3 separate regions of the Mus musculus genome follow, and regions 1 and 2 are each linked to region 3. Evidence: chromatin loops called from intact Hi-C (ENCODE). Cell type or tissue: heart. All regions are shown on one strand.

Region 1 (5,000 bases), 59 kb before region 3:
GTGAGCTGCGGGGCTCGAGTGTGTCTGGGCTGTGCCTGGGAGAGCCCGGCCAGCCAGAGTCAGGCCGCCTGAGCTCCAGCCTGGGGCCGGTGCCACCGCTCCATGCACTGCAGAAGCCCCAGCAGCTGCTGCGGGAGCCGCCAACATGAGCTGCAGAGAGAGGACCGACAGCAGCTGCGGCTGCAATGGACATGAGGAGAACAGGATCCTGAAGTGCGTGGTGGTCGGGGACGGCGCGGTGGGGAAGACCTGCTTGCTGATGAGCTACGCCAACGACGCCTTCCCAGAGGAATACGTGCCCACTGTGTTTGACCACTACGCAGGTAGGAAAGCGTGGGGACCAACTCCGTCTAGATGAGCGGTGGGGTTCTGGGCACAGCTACCTAGCGTTCAGAGGGACCTGGCTTTCGCCAGAAAGTCACAGACTGATGTGGATCTGGCAGGTACCAGGTAACTCCATCAAGAATGGTGCTAGGATCCTGCGGAGACCCTGTACATCCATTCACATGCTTCTCCTATTGAAACAAATGTGCAATCCTGGGGAAATATCCTCCAGAAATGTTTCTCAACATTTTTGCCTAAACTTTCTTCAACTTTTCACGGTAATTATTTTTTTTTGAAGTGTAGTGTATTGCAAAATATTCCATTTTAAAAAAATCACCGCTAGACACATGGAAAGTGTTCTACTCTCTAAACTTTTTCTACTCCATGCTAGTCATGATCAAACGGCTAATAGAACCAGCTAATAAAACCTTCTTTTTTTTTTTTCCTGGATTACTTGGGGCTTAAATTTTGTACTTTCACTCTTCTGGGATGGTAGATAAGGAGAAAAGTGTCCCACGCTTTTAAATACTAAGTGGAAAATTAAGTAAAAGATGGCTATGTTTTTTAAAGTAAAAAATTCAAATGCAATTAAATCGTTTTCAACTATGTCCTGAAAAGACAAATTTGAGTATCTAGTATTTTAAACCGTGATCACCCCGATGCTGTAGTCACAACTTAATCCTTTCAGGGGAGTTTTAGTGTTTGAGGGTTTGAAGGTTTGTGGTGATGTCAGTCAGCATCATGCCTTGTTTCTTGACATAGCTGCCACCCCTAAGCTTCCCCTATGTGAACTGACCCGTTGCCTTGGACTTACTGTGGCCTCAGTTTTATAGTGCTTTTGAACACTTCGATCGATTGCCCTTGAGTTATCAGAGCTCTGGGGTCTGGTGGAAGGGAAATGTCTCTCTCTTCACCTTGGCTTGGGATCAGGATCAGCCTAAAGGAAGCCCTCACAGGAAGTCAGCCTGGAGCTCTGCTGTGTGGCCATTTGAAATCCTCCCTCCATAGGAAGCAGACGCTTGTCATCCTCTCTGGAGGGCTCCCCCCACCCCCATCTTCCCTTCCTTTTAAGTGGACCTATTTGCAGCAGTGGTACACAGCTGACAGGGGAGGGATTCGCAGCTGGCAAGGGCGTCCATTTCCTATTAGGTCTTTCACTCTGTAGAAATTACCTAGAAATTTGAAGACCAAATTCCTGAGCTTTTCTGAAAACATAGTGAGTTTGGCCAAGGAAGAACTTTTTAATGAGAACACAAAAAGACAAAAAGAGGTTTATCTTGAGGGGGAAAAATGTTGTAAAGTGCTTTGAGGAAGGGACTCTAATTCCGGTCCTGAAAAACATCATAGCAGAAATTATTTCTCCTGTGTCTTCTTCATGCTTGACAGGAAGGTGGCAAGTACTTTATTTCAGGAACTTTCTGATCAAAGACAGAACCGAAAATCTACTAAAAGGAAAGGCTCTTAGTGCCTGGGAAATTATGTCTCCAGATACCCGTCCTTCGGGTGAGCCAATCGAAGTGGTGTTGGGAAGAAAGACAAAACCATCTTTGGAAATAAAGCTAGCCTATGATGGAAAAAAACATTAGAGGTCAAACCAGCTGGACTTTGCTGGCACTGGGTTACTTTATGTTTCAATTATATGCACACTGGCTGGTGGTTGAGCACCAAAACCTCTCAAAGAAGTTTTAATACTTGAGTTTTTCAGGAACTAAACTGTATAATTTCAGCTTCCAAGAACTCACAGCCCCGAAACTCAGAGCAGTACTTTGTACACAGTAGACATTCCTGAACATGGTGACTTCCGTTTATTCTATATACTTCTTTCATACATGATATCTCACGTGCTATCCATGTGGTTAAAGCAGGGAAAGGCGTGAGCCACGCTCACACGAGAGACTCTTGAGTGCTGATTTCTATCCCAAGGACCCAGCCCTGCTCATACTTGCTCTGGCCGAGCATCAGCCCGTGGGCGGCCATCAGGGAGCAGATCAGTTCTAAAATAACCAAACGCCCCCTTTCGCATCTGGATCCAGTTTTCAGTTCCCTGGGTCCTACTGACCCACTCTGATAGAACAACAGGAAACACATCTGCCGTGTCTTTTGAAAAAAAAAAAACTGCAGTTGAAATCAAAGACAGCCTGTCTCTTAAAGATAGTTCACGAATGATGGTCCACGCCAGGAAAGTATGTAATGTAGTAGGACTGAGTACAACAATACCACATGACCTGGCTCTAATACTGCCTTCTCTGTCACTTACTCTGTGGCCTTGAGAAAGTTACTGAACCTCTTTGTGCCTCAGTTCTGAAAGGTAAAACCAGGGACCGTAAAGATATTGGAATTGTTTTTAAAAGTGAAATGAATTCATTCATATGTGTAAAGTTCTAGACCCCCAACACACAATGTTAGATGTGGGGGGGGCACATATCACATCAAAGTCTATACAAATAATACATACAGTGATTAAATCAAATTAAAATGTTACTAAAAGAGAAGAACTACAACCGGAGATAGAGGAGTATCCTGTAATGAAAGTACGGGGCAGGATAGGATGTATTATTGTCCTTATAAAATAGCCATCATGGAGGTAAGACCCAATGGCCCTGGCTATAGTAGTCACGGGATGTTAACGTAAGAGGTAAAAATACAAAAGTGATAGCAGAAAAAAAAACTGTAAAAAAAAAAAAAAAAAGGTTGAGGTTTTATTACTCCTGATTTGCCTGTCCTTCCAACCTACCAGAATCCCAAACTACCAGAATCCAAAAAAGCACACCAGTATACTAATTCTATATGGCGTTCCTGAATTGTCTGAGGAGGGTCCTTGATCTGTGTCCAGTCACCTCCAGAAATGTGTTTACGTCTCTAGGCGCAGTCCGCACCACCCTGTCATATTTTACTTCCTTACTCCCACCCCCGACCCCCGCAACCCCCTCTGTGCTGAGACTCCTTAAAGGAAGGTCATCTCCTGCCACATCTAGCTGGCATCTTGCCCCAGAGATGCTTTGATGGTTCGTGACTCTCCTTAAAACACATTCCTAGCTTGGCTTCTGAAGCACTTCCTCCCTTTACTGTCCCACCCCCTGGCAACGCTCTCCCCCATCTCCCAGTGGTAACAGTTCAGTCGTCAGTCCCTCGGCTCACTTCTCTGGTGAACCTTGGAACCTGGGTGTTAGTATCTACTTTCACAGCTTAAGATGCCATTGCTATACCACCAATTTCGTATTTGCATCTGCCGCCCCTCCCCAACAGCCTCAGAACACTCATCTGTATAACTGTACACATCCATTTATGTATCTAACAGGCCTCTCCAGCCAATGCTTCTTCAAGTCTCCCATCCACTCTTCCACCTCCCTTCCTCTCCATGTAAGAGCACTGCTGGTTTCTTCTGCCCAGTGACTGAGAACAAACACCAGTATCACCCATGACCCCTTGCTCCCTTTGATCCCTCCTCTTCCTCTCCATTCAAACAATTAGTTATCATCCCTTGCTCGTACATATGAGCTCAGCATTCACAGTGCACCAAGAACCAACCTTTGCCACTTGTCAGGACCTTTTATAGCCTTTTCTCCTATCCACACCACCATCATCTCTCATCCACACCAGCATAGTGGCCTCCCAACTCCCTCTTCTAACCCTGCCCACTGTGAGTCTCCACCCAGCTGACACAGAGCCATCCACAGTCCCAGCACCCCCATCCTTTCCTCCCAAACACATACTCCTCCTTTGCCACAGTGTACAAGGTCCTCTGACTTTGTCCCTGTTTTCTCTCTTCTAGTCCTCTATCAATTTTCTCGGTATTTCTTCTGTAACCACAGTAGCCCATCTTGCTATTTCTCATGGAAGACTCCTTAAATATGTGACATTCACTCTTACCCTGGCCCGACACTCCCTGCCCATATCTGACATAGTATTAATTGGCCACATAATTTAATCCATGTGTCTGTGCCATGTGTCTGTTCCTGTGTCCCCACACACACACACACACACACATACTCATACATGTGCATGTTCAAGTAAACACACACATACACATATACACGTGAGAGAGAGAGAGAGGGAGAGAGGGAGAGAGAGAGGGGGGGGAGAGGGAGAGAAGGAGAGGAGAGAGAGACCTCTTTTTCTGCTATACCGTCCTTGACCATATTTAATACTACTTAATGTTGTCTGTTTATTTCCTACCTTCAGCTTCTCAAAGCAGAGCTTGGGACATATTAGACTCTCAGTAGATGATCACTGAGTGACATGATTCTAAGCATTCACCTTCTTGTTCTCTCCAGCATTCGAGTCATCTCTAGTCCACTAAAGCTTTGGTGAACAGTACTAAAGGCATGGTTCTGTAGTAGAAGCCTTGCCACACATGCTCAGGCCTCAGTACCTGATCTTGTACTTGATCCCAAGCACCGGAAAAAAATAAAACTTTGACAAATATATAATGCCAGTCTAATATATATTTCTTTAAGAATGAACATATGAAACTATTTGTTATATGTATTCTATCTTGTAGGGTTTTTTGTTTTGTTTTGTTTTATATTCTATACAATCATCTCTCCTACTGAAGCTATAATACAGTAATAATTATCTTGACCTCAGTGGACATTGTGACAACTATCGAATAGTGTCGCTCTACAGTGTATACATGTCACCCGATTTCCTCCACCTGTGTTACACTCAAAGCTAGA
Region 2 (5,000 bases), 84 kb before region 3:
ACCTATTCAATAGTATCATTGCAGCTTTTCTGCTCATGTCAAATAATAAACAAATCCCACTCTATCTGCACAGATCCCAAAGAACAAGGTTTTGTCTAGCATTTTTCTCAGAGCCTATGATATACCCAACCACAGCAAAGACTAACCATACATGAGCTGCCAACCCGAAACCAGGCAGGGGAAAGAGAGAGAATTGAATGAGTCTCTGGGAGTTTTTGCTTTCCCTAAGCCTCTTAAAGCTGCTACTTGCCCTAATTCCTGTAGACAGGAGGGTGGCCATTAATGGCCAAATATACTCTCTGCTGACTGGCCTCTGTCTCCATTCCCGCAGAGGACTCATGAATTGGGCAGAGCTTCAGCAGAGTTTCAGACACGACTCATGTCATAAGGAGACACTTCTAAGACAGTTTCCACTGTGGCATGAAGGGTTGTTCACATAGGCCAGCCCTTCCAGGAGAAAACTGTTACATCTTGGAATACAGACATGTGTGTTCTTCTTCCTTACAGCAGAACAAAATGACCCAGAAGCAACCAAATGTAGATTCAGACCCGCCCAATGGACAGGCCCCTAGAAGTTCAGCCAGAGAGTCAGAATAGAGTGTCAGAGGATTTAAGAGAACAAAGAATGGAAGTGGTCCGGGTAAGTCATCAGCTTCAGGAACTCAGCACACTGGGGCAGGCAACACAGTAAAAGAGCCAAGTAGAAAGGAACCTTCAGGAAAAAAAAAAAACACACCAGCAGGTTCATAGAATAGGAACATACTGGAGTCCCCAGCATTCCCAGGGGCAGACTGAGACATGTCCCAGCTTATGATATAGGCAAAGTAGATCTCAATCTAGCCAAGGAAACATGACACATATTTGTTATGTGAGTCCGTGTGGAAGGCCTAGACCTCGGGACAAAACCTCTTGGTCCAAATGGAGATACAATCCAGCATCAGGCCTGGTGCTCTGAGCCTGGGGCAGAGTCCTGCCAGCTGTTTGTTTACAGTCAGAATGGATGTGACTTACAATGTGGGGCCCAACATCTGAGAAGACAGTGATTCCAGGTCACAAGAACTAAAACGGAGTCAGGCAGAATCCATGCAACACTTTTGCTCTCCAGTAAAAGGTGCCCTACCCCATGCAGGTACAGAATATCCTGCAGGCACAGGAGGTGACAAGTAGCCAGTATTAGGTTACAGACCCTCCTCCTCTTCCCACAAGCCAGGCCATGTCTCCTGCAGCCTGTCTTCCCCTGCCCATTTGTAGCTACAGCCTGCATCCCCCACTCACTTCATCGAGATTCATGGTAGCCTTTAGCTATAGCCAGTCCTTATCAGTACCTTTCTTACTTTTAGCACATAGGCTAGGCCAGGTAACATGGAACCTGCCCTTCTCTACAACTGAAAACCCTCAAGGGCAACAAAGCGCACCCCCCCCCCCCGCCCCACTCCTTGAAATGGAAAGGACTTGAAGGCTCTACTTTCAGGGCCTATCATGGCTGCCTCTGGCCCTCATGCTGTAGCTTTCCAAAACAAAACAAAACAAAACAAAACAAAACAAAACAAAAAAACAAAAACAAAAAAACAAAAAAACAAAAACAAAAACAAAAACAAAAAACCTCTTCCAAACAGAAATTTATTTTGTCTCAGCTACCTTCCTTCAATCTTGTGTCATCTCTTAATAATTTGTGTTATTTAAAAAAGGATGTCCTTCCAAGTAGGGCAGAGACCTCCACCAGGCACTACCCAATACACAGAAACTCAGGTATGACATCCCATGTGTTCTAAGACCTTTCCAGAGACATAAACAAGCATCTGTTCACTCTAGAAAGGGAATGGACAACACACCACAAAAAATTATTCCACCCAAGTCTAACTTAGTAAACAAGCAAACTGTCTGGATCTCTCCCAGGCAACTTAAAAGCCACCTCAGCATGGCTGACAGTTTGTGAAACCTGCTTTCATTAGCCTCCCTATGCAACCTGCAGACAGACAGCGTATCAGGCTCTCATGGGAAAGTCTCCCCTCCCTAGTAACTACTTACTAGTTTTATGTAACCTGGGTGAGGGTTCCTGTGTCTCTTAGAAACTTCCAAAAGCTTCCTAAGGCTTGTAAGTTCCATTTACTTCCTGTGTCTGCTGGAAAACCTCTGTCTTTTCTCCAGGAAGGAATGTTTCTGTTCCTAAATGTTTCTGATTACACACTCAATTCTCCTCATCTTGGACATACCTGGATGTTCCGAACCTGTAAACCATACCCAGGCGATCTGGAAAGCTCAACTGAGTAACGAAAGAAGTTTCACTGTGGAAAGCTGTGGGAAGGATTTTCACTTTTTCTCAAGCAAAACAAAGCCTCCTGTTCAAGCTCTGTGGGACATCAGAAGCAGAATCAAGCAGAGCCCGCCCTAACAGCTCAACACCAGACTTCTTTTCCTCCCCAAAGTTCAGTACAATGTGAATTGGAAGTAAGAAATCTGAGAAACTCCAGAATAAATGTTTTGGCAAAAAAAACATTGCTATATCATGACTTTTCAAAGTCAAGATAGGTCCCCGATCTGTTTTCTCCAGCCACTCCTCACAGAATTTTATTATCTGTGACAAAGTGGAAGATAAGTTGGACAGATGCATCACTGGGAGGCCAAGTTCTGCACAGCACTTTTGTTCTGGAAACAGCATCTGGCTCCATGACTTTGGGCCCCTTGGAGAATCAGTGGCTGTGGATGTGGCTGGCTGCTTGGCTCGATCTCCAGCTGCAGGGCTGCACTTCCAAGTCACACTTGGCAGAAGCACAGCTGAGCAGCATCTGACCTCAGCCTTCCTCTGCCACCCTGGCCTGTCACTCAAGGTGGACCCCAGAGGGGTCAGAGAAAGATTCTGGTGAGGGCAGGATGGTGTTGGCATTGTCTCTCAGCTCCGCATGGTCACAGAGATTGAGGTGTGGCCATGCAGCAACCAGGCTTGGCTGGTCACCCTGCTATGGTTTAGAGACGTTAACCTCCCCCATCAGGCAATGGGGGAAACAGTAATGATAAACAGGTGGGACCGGAAAAAAAATGTTTTTGAGAGCAGGGCCTTTTCTCTCAGTGGAACCAGGGGATGGAAAACGAAGGAAGGGCCATATAAAGCTCCTTTTCAACAAGGAGAGCAATGCCAGGCAATGATGGCGCATGCCCATAATCCCAGCACTCGGGAGGCAGAGGCTGGCAGATCTGTGAGTTTGAGATCAGTCTGGTCAATAATGCGAGTTACAGGACAGCCAGGGCTACACAGAGAAACCCTGTCTCAAAGAAAACATAAACAAGCAAACAAACACATGCATGCATACATACATAGAGATCGGAAACCTTTGCACTGGGAGGACTCAGGTCTGGTAACTTTTTAAATAATATTCACATCTTCTAGATTATACATGCTCATTACAGAAACTTGAAAGGTTTCAAATACTACAAAGGACACGAAGGCACAGACTGTTCCTTGAGCCACAAGATTTATTAATACCATGAACAGACAGACAGACAGAGACAAGAGCATGGCAGGGGCTCTGGTGAGAATTGAGGGCCCAGCACCAGCAACACACAGCATGAGTGGGCCCTGATCTCTTCTCTTCCGATCAACAGTCTGTACTCCTAGTGCTGGTGGAGTGCAGACAGAAGGATGCTGGGGACTTGCTAACCAACCAGTCAAGTCAAACTGGTTCAGTAAGAGACCCTGCCTCAAAAATTAAGGGGAGAACTACACATGACACTGACTCTACATGCATGTGCATATGTAGACATGCATACTCACATCTATATGTGTACACATGAACATGCATATAACACACACACACACTGTCATGCCTCACCCTCCACTCCCAGACAGATTGTATCACCTGAGTTTGCGCCTTACATGAAAACCCAGATGGAGTGCTTGTGTCTGTAATCACAGCTTTTGTAAGGCAAGGTGAAAGGTGGAGGCAGCAGAATCCCCACTGAAGCTTGTGGGCCAGTCAGTCTTGCGACAGAAAACGTGCAAGAAAGACCCTGACTCAAAGCAGAAGCAGAGAATGATGAGAGCGTTCTCTGACCTGCACACAAACACTGTGGTACAGGAACACCTATACATACACACACAGAGACACACATGCAGTAATAATAAATAGAAATTAACATAATTATATTTACAATTAATTTATACTACATACTTACGTTATAATTATAAATATAAATAATAAATATTATTCTATTTCTTTTGAAGAATATAACAGAGGGGGATGCAAATGTGATCAAATACATCTGTGAAAATGTCATAATGAAATCTATTATTATATACAATTAATGTAAGCTAATAAAAACATTTTTTTAAAAAATCTCTTTGTTGACCTGTCTAGTGGCATAGTCACAGATTCAGGGGATTGGGATGTGAATACCTTTGAGACGATTCCTGCCTGCCACACAATGCTTGTTTTATCTCCTTTGCCCAGTTTTAGAGAACAAAGACCTGTTGCCATCATGGGTGACGATTATGTGCCTCTCATTCTTTCCCTCATAACAAAGCACCAGGGTTCCAGTAACACTCTAAGCCAAACAGGAAGAAGGAAGCATCTTGGGTCAACTCCCGAGTCATGACTTTTTTATTGGACAATTCTCTCTCTCTCTCTCTCTCTCTCTCTCTCTCTCTCTCTCTCTCTCTCTCTGTGTGTGTGTGTGTGTGTGTGTGTGTGTGCGTCTGTGCGTCTGTGCATCTGTGTGTCTGTGTCTGTGTCTGTATCTTCCCCTTCTCTCATTTCTCTTTCTCTCTTCTTCTTTTCCTCCCTTCCTCCCTCCCTCTATCTCTTCCTGCCCCCCTCTCTCCTCCATCCCTTCCCCCAAAGCCTCTGTCTTGGTTTTGACTTTCCAAAAATCAAAACAACACATTTCCTGCTTCAGGGTGTGCCTGCAGAACAATAGACAGGCTGTCATTTTTTCCAGGTAGAGTTTAATAAAGGAAAAAGTTGCATTGAATTGAACTGTTCACTGGGTTGGTACAGACACGCACA
Region 3 (5,000 bases):
TCCTTCAAACTAACATTCCTGTGGTGCTATCCGCCACACCACACAGTCGGGCTTTAGCCTACCACTGAGAGAGTACACTAGACAAGAGTGACATGGATACCTGGTCACACACCGGGAACTGACAGGCACGGGGTTTCCCTCTAAGGAACATGACGTTTTCAATGTTTGGCTCAATGGGCTCACCTTGCTTTATCTGGGATCTATCTATGGGACTCACCTGGCTTCATCACACTTGACTTCAGAAGCTTACTTTGAGTCTCTGAGACAGCTACCACCCAACAAGGAAAAGGCTTTGAACCCAATTCTCCAGTCCCCTGGAGGCTGGACTGATGGTCAGAGCGCTTCTGCTGTTGCAAATGAGATAGCTTCGAAATGTTAAAACGCTGTGGGAATGAGGCCTGAGTCCTGCTTCAGCTATTTTCTCTCTGGGTAAAAGTTAATGATCCTCAAGAGAGCAAACTTGTATCCTGGCTTACACGCCTCAAGAAATCAACCACTCCAATTCACCCCAGAACCAACAGAAGGAAGCAGCGATTAATGGATTTGAGGAAAGTCTTCATTTTACCTACTTAACGGGTCATGGGCATGTTTTCACACTTTCTTGAGAGAAGCATCAAAGCTATTAACAGGTCACTAAAGTTCAGAAACCAACTCTAAAAGCTCCCAGAATTGGAAAGCGATCTGGGAAGATAGCCTGGGTGTGGCCTTCCCGGCAGATTTGTAGTCAGGGTTCAGCCAGGGAAGCTCTAGCTTTGACCCTCCAGGACCCTCTTCTTCTCCACGAGTGGACCCTGTGCTGAGTTCCTGTTCTGAGTATTCAACAGCCACTCACTCCCTATGGCAGAATATGTGCCGGGCATGGGCCTCTGTCCTCTGTCCTCTATCCTCTGTCCTCAGTGGGAACACAAAACAGATTTGAACAGCTATCATTTAGGGTAAAAAAGTAACTAGTGGCCCACAGTGTAGATCCCACCGTGTGACAGTTCATATGCACAAGGTAATCAGGAAGGAAGACAGGCTGGCCTCAGAAAGGGCACTTATTGGGTACATTTCTTCAGCATCTACTGTGAAATAAGTTGGATATTATCTCCTTCCACATCCTCCTCACAAACGCTCTATGATTCCACACTCTTGCTACATTGATTTAGGGGAGGGGAGGGGCATGCCACAGCACACTCCCGGAGGTCAGAAGATAATCTGTGGTAGCCAGTTCTCTCCTTCTATCACCTGGACCGGTTTTTAGTAGAAAACAAACACAGGATTTAGGGATACTTGATGGTATCCCCAAGGTTGCTCTAATGATGGAAAGCAATGGAAAGGAATCAAAGGCAGAGCGGTCTGGGGCGAACAACCCTGCTGTGACCTCATTTCATGGATGGCTAACACTTGGTGGCAGTACTTTCCTTCCGTGGAGTTGTTGACTAATTCCTTGCCAAGCTGCGGAGCCTCATGGGACACAGGTTGGCAAGCAGTAAGGCATCCACTGCTGGTCCAGGACTCACAAAGCCTTGTCTTGTACAACTGATATTGACTTCTATCTCTGACATCCCTGATGTCCTCCAGCAGAAACAGGAAAGGGAGATAAAGAGGCTCTCCAAGATAAGGACACAAGCCCTAAGCCCTGATTTTAGCATCCCTCCAGCGCTCACAGAGCAACACTGAAAATCCACCACGTTTCCACACCAACAACTGTCTCCTCCCCACTGCCCAACTGTCTTCTCCCCACCACCGCCGCTGCCACAGCCGCCACCGCTGCCGCTGCTGCCACCGCCACCACCACTACCACCACCACCATTCCACCTTAACTCAGGGAAATTCTCGTCATTTTTTTCTTTCCATTTTCTTAGCCAAAGGACTTTAGGAGCCTGATGAAGCTTTCAGAATAAACGCTGATAGGAGATCCACAACAGCCTGGGAAACACAGGGTCAACCATACAGACTCGGTTTAGACATCTCCACCAGAAAGCCTTCTCTGACCAAATGCTGGCATAGTGTATAAATGCACACATGCTCAGCCATGCTCCCAGCCTTCTGCACTACCCTGTGCATACTACACTGCTCGTGGCTACATTTTTTACTTGTTCTGCATCTGTTCTCTCTCTTTCCAATATTGAGCTCAGCCCAGGAAAGGGGGGCAGGATGCAGACTCTCCAATGCCGGCTTAATGGACCTTGCTCACACTTATCTCAGGCCTGGTGGAACTCCCTAGAGTCCCAGCTGCCAAGGAGAAAAGGAGGGGGCCAAAGGAAAAGGAACTGAGGGGAATAACTGTTCTCTAAGAAAAGGGGGGTGTGAGCTGGGCTAGCAGGACTCTAGTGACAAAGGTCACAGCCACTGCTTAGGAATATTTGCAGTATTCAGTATGGCCTCTGGGATGGTTCGGCTTCTAAGGCTTGCCTGCTCTTGGTCCTGGGCCTGTGGGTCACAGAACAGTGTGCAGGATCTCATGAACAGCAGCCCTGACCTCCATGAACCCAGCTCACTGGAGGCAGGAAATTCCATGTTGTAATAACTGGAGTTCTTCCATTCATTCTTGATCCATGACTAGGTAAGCAACTGGTCTTTAAAGAACCCATTTCCACAGTGAAACTAACAGAAGTTATGAAACAAATGGATTTATCAGATATCTACAGAAAATTTTATCCTAAAACAAAAGGATATACCTTCTTCTCAGCATCTCATGGTACCTTCTCCAAAATTGACCATATAATTGGTCACAGAACAGGCCTCAACAGAAACAAAAATATTGAAATTGTCCCATGCATCCTATCAGATCACCATGGACTAAGGCTGATCTTCAATAACAACATAAATAGTAGAAAGCCAACATTCACGTGGAAACTGAACAACGCTCTTCTCAATGATACCTTGGTCAAGGAAGGAATAAAGAAAGAAATTAAAGACTTTTTAGATTTAATGAAAATGAAGCCACAACATACTCAAACTTATGGGACACAATGAAAGCATTTCTAAGAGGGAAAGTCATAGCTCTGAGTGCCTCAAAAAGAAGCTAGAGAGAGCACACACTAGCAGCTTGACAACACACCTAAAAGCTCTAGAAAAAAGGAAGCAAATTCACCCAAGAGGAGTAGACGGCAGGAAATAATCAAACTCAGGGGTGAAATCAACCAAGTGGAAACAAGAAGGACTATTCAAAGAATCAACCAAACGAGGAGCTGGTTCTTTGAGAAAATCAACAAGATAGATAAACCCTTAGCCAGACTCACTAGAGGGCACAGGGAAAGCATCCTAATTAACAAAATCAGAAATGAAAAGGAAGACAAAACAATAGATCCTGAAGAAATCCAAAACACCATCAGATCCTTCTACAAAAGGCTATACTCAACAAAACTGGAAAACCTGGATGAAATGGACAAATTTCTAGACAGATACCAGGTACCAAAGTTAAATCAGGACCAGGTTAATGATCTAAACAGTCCTATATCCCCTAAAGAAATAGAAGCAGTCATTAATAGTTTCCCAACCAAAAAAAGCCCAGGACCAGATGGGTTTAGTGCAGAGTTCTATCAGACCTTCAAAGAAGATCTAATTCCAGTTCTGCACAAACTATTCCACAAAATAGAAGCAGAAGGTACCCTACCCAATTCATCCTATGAAGCCACAATTACTCTGATACCTAAACCACAGAAAGACCCAACAAAGATAGAGAACTTCAGACCAATTTCCCTTATGAATATCGATGCAAAAATACTCAATAAAATTCTCGCTAACCGAATCCAAGAACACATCAAAACAATCATCCATCCTGACCAAGTAGATTTCATTCCAGGGATGCAGGGATGGTTTAATATATAGAAATCCATCAACGTAATCAATTATATAAACAAACTCAAAGACAAAAACCACATGATCATCTCCTTAGGTTCAGAGAAAGCATTTGAAAAAATACAACACCCATTCATGATAAAAGTCTTGGAAAGATCAGGAATTCAAGGCCCGTAACTAAACATGATAAAAGCAATCTACAGCAAACCAGTAGCCAACATCAAAGTAAATGGTGAGAAGCTGGAAGCAATCCCACTAAAGTCAGGGACTAGACAAGGCTGTCATTTTCTCCCTACCTATTAAACATTGTACTTGAAGTCCTAGCCAGAGCAATTCTACAACAAAAGGAGATCAAGGGGATACAAATTGGAAAGGAAAAAGTCAAAACATCACTTTTTGCAGATGATATGATAGTATATATAAGTGACCCTAAAAATTCCACCAGAGAACTCCTAAACCTGATAAACAGCTTCAGTGAAGTAGCTCGATATAAAATTAACTCAAACAAGTCAATGGCCTTTCTCTACACAAAGGATAAACAGGCTGAGAAAGAAATTAGGGAAAGAAGACCCTTCTCAATAGTCACAAATAATATAAAATACCTTGGCGTGATTCTAACTAAGGAAGTGAAAGATCTGTCTGATTAAAAACTTCAAGTCTCTGAAAAAAAGAAATTAAAGAGAATCTCAGAAGATGGAAATATCTCCTATGCTCATGGATGGGCAGGATCAATATAGTAAAAATGGCTATCTTGCCTAAAGCAATCTACAGATTCAATGCAATCCCCATCAAAATTCCAACTCAATTCTTCAACGAATTAGAAAGGGCAATCTGCAAATTTATCTGGAATAACAAAAAACCTAGGATAGCAAAAACTCTCCTCAAGGATAAAAGACCCTCTGATGGAATCACTATGCCTGACCTAAAGCTGTACTACAGAGCAATAGTGATAAAAACTGCATGGTACTGGTATAGTGACAGACAAGTAGACCAATGGAATAGAAATGAAGACCCAGAAATGAACCCACACACCTATGCTCACTTGATCTTTGACAAGGGAACTAAAACCATCCAGTGGAAAAAAGACAGCATTTTCAACAAATGGTGCTGGCACAACTGGTGGTTATCATGTAGAAGAATGCGAATTGATCCATTTCTATCTCCTTGTACTAAGGTCAAATCTAAGTGGATCAAAGAACCTCACATAAAACCAG

The links. Peaks named below come from ENCODE experiments on the same cell type or tissue, not always from the same donor. Only the 100,000 strongest peaks of a DNase experiment are listed, where the experiment ranks them.
Region 1: a loop joins it to region 3, with 2.6 times the contacts of the local background. A loop is called at or near these places in 7 of 42 quality-filtered maps.
Region 2: it touches region 3 in a loop (4-fold over the local background); 7 of 42 quality-filtered maps call a loop at or near these places.

Annotation. Positions count from the first base shown.
Region 1 is chr12:75,308,679-75,313,678 of GRCm38, forward strand. It overlaps Rhoj (ras homolog family member J), which reads left to right. Exons shown (of 5, transcript NM_023275.2): 1 at 1-323. The coding sequence starts at 146. Among named protein-coding and RNA genes, the nearest start is that of Rhoj, 2.9 kb to the left of the region's middle. In heart, no CTCF peak of the experiment used is centred here; DNase peaks (open chromatin) are centred at 163, 1,243, 2,283 and 3,443; H3K4me3 peaks cover 1,796 bases; H3K27ac peaks cover 1,272 bases; H3K27me3 peaks cover 1,706 bases.
Region 2 is chr12:75,283,648-75,288,647 of GRCm38, forward strand. No RefSeq gene overlaps it. Among named protein-coding and RNA genes, the nearest start is that of Rhoj, 22 kb to the right of the region's middle. In heart, no CTCF peak of the experiment used is centred here; a DNase peak (open chromatin) is centred at 2,724; H3K27me3 peaks cover 2,115 bases.
Region 3 is chr12:75,367,320-75,372,319 of GRCm38, forward strand. All of the region lies in intron 1 of Rhoj (ras homolog family member J), which reads left to right. Among named protein-coding and RNA genes, the nearest start is that of Gm34613, 46 kb to the right of the region's middle. In heart, CTCF peaks have their summits at 1,391 and 2,376; DNase peaks (open chromatin) are centred at 1,442 and 2,302.